Linked DNA regions of Homo sapiens: region 1 is linked to region 2. A link is a contact called in ENCODE Hi-C or POLR2A ChIA-PET data. All regions are on one chromosome and are shown on one strand. The core of a region is the stretch at or near the end of the contact, and the rest is flanking DNA. Distances in the headings are between cores, read along the strand shown. Region 1 holds the start of RNF212B (ring finger protein 212B). Region 2 holds the start of PRMT5-DT (PRMT5 divergent transcript).

Region 1 (3,180 bases), core at 288-2,787, 310 kb after region 2:
CAGCTACTCAGGAGGCTGAGGCAGGAGAATCGCTTGAACCCAGGAGGCGGAGGTTGCAGTGAGCCGAGATGGCGCCACTGCACTCCAGCCCTGGCGACAGAGTGAGACTCTGCTTCAAAAAACAACAACAACAACAACAAAAAGCAAAAAAACCCCAAACAACAACAACAAACAAACACACATTTAATGGGGTTTATTATTGTTTTCAAATAATATTTAAAAATTTCAAATAATAAATATTTTAAAATTTCTCACTTTTAATTGCTAATTTGGTAAATATTGGTAGATGCAATTTACATAAACAAAAGCTCTTTGGAGGGTCTTCAATAATTTTGTAAAGGAAGCCTGAGACCAAAAAGTTTGAGAACTACTACTCTAAGTGGATTCCTCAGGAAAAGCTCATTTGCATGCTTTTTGCCAGTGGCCTTTATACCTGAACACAATATAAGGGGATATAAATTTCTGGGATCATAGTTTCCGTGAAAATCTGGAAAATGTTGTTTCATTGTTATCTAGAATGCTTCTGTGGAGAAATCTGATGCCAATCTTATTCTGTCTCTCTCTTTTTTTTTTTTTTTTGTTTGAGGCAGTGTCTTGCTCCCTCAACCAGGTTGGAGTGCAGTGGCGTGAACACAGCTAACTGCAGCCTCGACCCCGTGGGATTAAGTGATACACCTGCCTCAGCCTCCCTAAGTAGCTGGGACTACGGGCACCCGCCACCACACCCGGCTAATTTTTTTTTTTTTTTAAAGACGGAGTCTCTCTCTGTCTCCCAGGCTGAAGTGCAGTGGCGCGATCTCGGCTCACTGCAACCTCCGCCTTCCGGGTTCAAACGATTCTCCTGCCTCAGCCTCCTCAGTAGCTGAGATTACAGGTGCGTGTCGCCACACTCGGCTAATTTTTGTATTTTTAGTAGAAGCGGGGTTTCGCCATGTTGGCCAGTCTGGTCTATAACTCCTGACCTCAAGTGATCCGCCCGCCTCGGCCTCCCAAGGTGCTGGGATTACAGGCGTGAGCCACCGCCCCTGGCCAAAAATTTCTGAATAAAGGTTGACTTTTTTTAATTGAAATTTGTTAGTTCTCAATTAATATCACACTGTTCTTTGTCCGCATCATTTTTAAATTTTCCTGTTTCCGATTTTACGCTATTCTTTCAAAGCACCCATTATTTTCATTTCATTTTAGAATATTAAGCAAAAGTTTTCGCCCACTTTATGACCACAATTTATATTGCGTTCTCATCGTTTATTGGAACATTAATTAGGTTTTATTTTCACCTTTTTGTTTCCACAGTAACATGTATGGGATTAGGTTACAGTGTTTATTTGTCCCCAATCTTTTAAGTGAGGTGAATTTTCCTGGGCTGCTGGGAAAAGTCTCCTACACCCCTCTCCCGCCACCGCGAGCCGCTCCTAGCCCAGTGACAGCCTCTGCGGGCCCCGCCCACGCCCCGCGCACGCCACGGAGCCACGCCCACTGATTTAGCATACCGCCAGGCCCCGCCCACACCTCTCACACCGCCTCGGCTGCGCCCAGCCTCTTTCCTCACCCGGTGCCAAGCCAGCTGTTTACTTTCCCGCCATGTCCAGCTCTTCGTGAGGAGAACTGGATGATTTCCTGAGATCTGAGGCTTTCTGGAATCACAGCGGCCAAGCGGGTAGGGAGTGTAGCCAGAAAAAGAACTGAGAAGCTTGAGACGGCTGAGGCCCCATCGCCTCTGGAAAGCAGGGGAATTTTGCCCTCAGGGTCGCCTTAATCACCCTGTTCACTGCCTTTTTTATGTTGGGCTCATCTGGTCAATTCAGGGGATGACATTGTTGCTGCCCTTAAACAAACCTGGGCATATAGAACGGGGCCTTTTCAGTGGTTTTTTAGACTCACTTGCTGGTGAAAGTTAGTGTATCACGATCGAACAAATAGGACAACGAAGCTCGTGGCACTGTGGGATGCGTTTGCGTTGAGCTGTTTATTCAGTACATTTTTTATCGTAAATCTTACGAAGTTTGTATCCCTCAGCGGTTACACACACACACACATCCTACGAAAAGTCCCGGTGCAGTGACTCCCGCCTGTAATCCCAGCACTTTGGGAGGCCAAGGAAGGAGGATCGTTTGAGTCCAGGAGTTCCAGACCAGCCTGGGTAACACAGAGAGGCCTTGTCTCTACAAAAAATAAAAATAAAAATAAAAAATAGCCAGGCGTGGTGGTGCTCGCCTGTAGTCCCAGCTACTCCAGAGGCTGAGGTGGGAAGATCGCTTGAGCCCAGGAGTTCCAGGCTGCAGCGAGCCCTGATCTGCCACTGCACTCCAACCTGGAGACAGAGCCAGACCCTGTCTCAAAATAATAATAATAATAATAATAATAATAATAATAATAATAATAATCCCACAAAGAAACCTTACAAAGTCACATTTACTCAGGTATTTAACAAAGTATATGAAATTGGTATTGGCAGAAAATACAGGCTATATGATTACCATGTCTAACACAAAAGTTATTTAATGTGGGAGCAAGAACTTTACATGGGGAATCAGGAGACCAATAACTAAAGATGGAACTTTCGACAAGTCATTTAATTTTACTGAATATCAGGTACCTCTTTTGAAAAATGTTGGGACTGAACAAACATTAAGTAATTTTTCAAAGTCCATATCAGATCTATGATTCTGAGTTTCTTTTTTTTCAGATGGAGTCTCACTCTGTCGCCCAGGCTGGAGTGCAGTGGCACGATCTTGGCTCACTGCAACCTCCTGGGTTCAAGCAATTATCATGCCTCAGCTTCCCAAGTAGCTGGGGTTACAGGCGTGCACCACCACACCCAGCTAATTTTCTTTTATTTTTAGTAGAGACGGAGTTTTGCCACGTTGGCCAGGCTGGTCTTGAACTCCTGGCCTCAGGTGATCCACCCACCTCGGCCTCCCAAAGTGCTGGGATTACAGGTGTGAGACACCATGCTTGGCCTGATTCTGAGTTTCTGCAGAAGAAAAGTATATTTCCTTCTGTGGAAGGAAAGTATACAAGCTGAGACCATACCATCATTCATCAGCCCTATTTCCCTTAGATAAAATGTGTCCCAAGTGGCTAATATGTGATCTTCTCTTTCTGGTTCACTACCTTCTCTTGGCTCCACTCTCACCATATCACAGGAAGTAGTTAAAAAAGAAATGGACGATTCATTTT
Region 2 (3,291 bases), core at 592-3,091:
CACAGTCTCCACTCACTGCAGCCTTGACCTTCCCAAGCTCAACTGATCCTCCCTCCTCAGCCTCCTGAGTAGCTGGGACCACAGGCATGCACCACCATGCCTGGCTAATTTTTGTATATTTTATAGAGATGGGGTTTCACTACGCTGCCCAGGCTGGTCTCGAAATCCCGAGCTCCAGTGATCCTACAGCCTCAGCCTCCCAAAGTGCTAGGATTATAGGTGTGCACCACAGCACCCAGCCTAATAGCTTTAATTTCATTCTATCAGTTAATTTACCAAGTTATTGGGGATGGGAGGGGACCACTCTCCCCACCCAGCTTGGTTAGAAAAATCCAGCAGAGAAGTCAAACAGTCTTACCGCCTCGGAGTTCCTGCGAATCTTCTCCACTTTTGAGTCTGGACGAATCCATGGAGAAAGCTTTCCCACAATTAGCGTATTCCAGTCTGCACTCCCCCACCCAAGAAAGACAAATACTGAATAAGGTTCAGCACTTTACTTGTTCAATTTTTAGTTTTGGGAATCAAGAGTAGAAATGAGAGACAAAGGTTTTTTCTACATAGACATGGGATAGCCTGATGCAGAATAGAGAAGCAAGGAGAAAACAAGTTATCTATATCCCAGGGACTAACAAATATATCCAAGTCAGAAAAGGAGGAGAATGAGGGCCCCGATAAAGCAGAAGTTGTTATTGCCTCTAATAATTAAGGGGCATATGGGATGGTCCCTACCCCTTCCTGACAGCAGTAGGTCTGATCGTGTCTGGGGACCGGGCCGATTCTTAGCAGGTTCCTGAATGAACTCCCTCTTGAAACGCGGATGGAAGACAGGCATGCAGAGGAAATCAAACCTACAACCGCGACAGACCCAGAATCATGTAAAGACAGCAGCAGTGCCAGAGAGCCAAGCAACTGGATTTAGGCTATCTTGATTTTGCACAGCCCTTTCAGCTGCCATCAGTTCAGCCTACTAGGCTGCTGAGTTCAGACCACCTTGGGGGATATCAACTCTGCTGTACTGTGCCTCAATTTCTCCCTAAAACACAGCCATGGGACATATGAGTAAGGAGAAAATGATGGATATCCACAAGTAGAATTTTTTTCTCCTCAGGTGTCAGTATGTTTCCAAGACCATCACATCCAGATTTGCCCCAGTTCTGCCCATGCCTCCCCCGTCAAAATTAGCCTCTTCTCTCCCTTGCCCCCTAACACCTCCTCCCACTCCCAGACAATAATCGCGACCTCCAGGGCCCTTTAGAGTTTACCCAACAACTCTCCCAACTTTGGGACTCAGTGACCACAGGCCTCCCACAAGTTATTTTCCTCACGTTACTGGGTCCGAGGCTCCTCCCCTCCAAAGAGTAATAGTCTCTCCCCTCCTCATCCTAGCCGACCCCCTCACCCCTGCTTCTCCGGGATGACTAGTCTGCCCTTCTCCGTCCCCGAGTTCGGACCCCGCATTCCGCTCGTGGAGGTCCGGCCCTCACCCCTGCTTGGCCACAGCCCCTAGTGTGTCAGCTATTTCGGGGACGCAATTCAGGTCCCTCCCGCTGGACACGCGGCTCCCACCAGCACCCCCGACCGCCATCGCCGCCATCTTTCTCCTCGCGCTGTCCACGCCGGGATTCCTTGATACTAGTAGCCAATCACAAAGTCAAACTAGTGCCCCAGAAGGCGGGACGAGTCGCCTTAACAACCAGAGCGTCTGCCACAGCTCCCGAACAGGAGGGATGGGGAGTGGCTTTTCCTGCCAATCCGCGGGCTGCACAGTGGCGTACGGCATGGATCCACCAATCTCAGGGTCTGGTTCCTGACGAACTTCAATCTCCCAGAATGCTTAGTCTATCTGAAGAACGCCGTTGAGAGACTACACCGCCCATGAAACCCTGCAGTATAACCTTGAAGTACCATCACGGAGAGAAACAGTGCCATCTCAGGGCCAGTGGCGCAATGGATAACGCGTCTGACTACGGATCAGAAGATTCCAGGTTCGACTCCTGGCTGGCTCGGTGGGGTTCCTCGCAGCTTCGCTGCGTGAGCATTTTGTAATTTTCCTTTCCTTTCGCAGCTTGATGCTTCTTTATTATCTTCACGCTTTCATTATCAGATCCTGAGTCGGTTGGGTTATGCAGCCATGTAATGTCAGCTTTTCCCGTAACTACCCTCAAAAGTGTTTTTCTTGTGTCATTATTTACGTCCATATGAACACTGAGAAAACTGGGTTAATGGCTGGTGCTATTAAAATGAGCTTTGTCACCTTACTATGTTACATATTAAAATAAACTGCTAACTCAGCTACTACTTCCTAGTGATTCTAGGAAGTAGTGTTTTGTGTTTCAAACACAAAAGGTGTAAATAAACGCCTAAACACACACACACACCTCAAGATAGAGAAAAGGAATTCATTAATTACAGTGGGCAGCAGTCATGAAATTGGCTGGCATGGAGGCCAGAGAGAATCTACATTTTCTCATGTCATTAGCTGCTAGAGATGGAAAGGAAGGAAGCAAGGAAAGACATAGGGAGGTAAATGGGAACTCCAGAAGGCAGGGGGCCCACTGGTGTTGAGGGCTCGGCAGCAAGGATGGAGAGGAGAACACGGTACAAGAGACCCCACGCAGGCGCCGCTGGCAGAACTTAGGGACCGACTGGCAAGGAGTCCTGAGAAAGCAAAGTAGGGGGTGATGCCTAGGATTCTGTCCATGCAGTGAGCAAGAAATGCGGAAAGAGGGTTTGGGAAATCAGGGTTTGGGTTTGGTCATGCTGAATTGAACGTCTAGGGGGCGCTGTGTAATAGAAAGTTGGATGGAGGTCGCTAGAAGAAAAGAACTGAGGCCATGCGACTGAGATCACCATAGCTCGTTGGGGACAGAGCCATAGGAAATACGAAAAGGGTGTGGGGTAGGATAAGTTCTGGGGAACCCTGGGTGCAATGCAAGTGCCCCAAAAGAATGAAAGCCGGAAAACCGGCCGGGCGCGGTGGCTCACGCCTGTAATCCCAGCACTTTGGAAAGCGGAGGCGGGTGGATCTCCTGAGGTCAGGAGTTCGAGACCAGCCTGGCCAACATGAAAACTCCCCGTCTCTCCTAAACGTGGTAGCAGGCGCCTGTAATCCCAGCTACTCGGCCAGCTACTCGGGAGGCTGAAGCAGGAGAACTGCTTGAACCCGGCAGGCGGAGGTTGCAGTGAGCCAAGATCACGCCACTGCACTCCAGCCTGGGCAACAAGAGCAAAATAATGTCGGGGCAGGGGGAGGAGGAAAGGAAAGTCGGAAAAACCAAAGCATTTAAAAAA

The links. Hi-C counts contacts between places; a loop is a spot of excess contacts on that map. ChIA-PET counts read pairs that join two places held with the same protein, here RNA polymerase II (POLR2A). Pooled maps may share reads with other maps.
Region 1: a pooled map shows a loop between it and region 2 (3-fold over the local background). The contact joins the promoter of RNF212B here to the promoter of PRMT5-DT in region 2. A Hi-C loop is called at or near these places in 1 of 50 pooled maps. POLR2A ChIA-PET finds 5 or more read pairs at or near these places in 2 of 52 experiments (RWPE1 and WTC11).

Annotation. Positions count from the first base shown.
Region 1 is chr14:23,236,399-23,239,578 of GRCh38, forward strand. RNF212B (ring finger protein 212B) reads left to right here and starts at 1,538. Exons shown (of 15, transcript NM_001282322.3): 1 at 1,538-1,657. RefSeq lists a silencer at 1,228-1,592.
Region 2 is chr14:22,927,768-22,931,058 of GRCh38, forward strand. It overlaps PRMT5-DT (PRMT5 divergent transcript), which reads left to right and starts at 1,842. Exons shown (of 3, transcript NR_110002.1): 1 at 1,842-1,985. PRMT5 (protein arginine methyltransferase 5) reads right to left here and starts at 1,609. Exons shown (of 17, transcript NM_006109.5): 1 at 1,485-1,609; 2 at 730-848; 3 at 359-444. The coding sequence starts at 1,594. TRR-ACG1-3 (tRNA-Arg (anticodon ACG) 1-3) reads left to right here and starts at 1,934; the gene lies at 1,934-2,006. RefSeq lists an enhancer at 1,453-1,562 and a silencer at 1,973-2,062.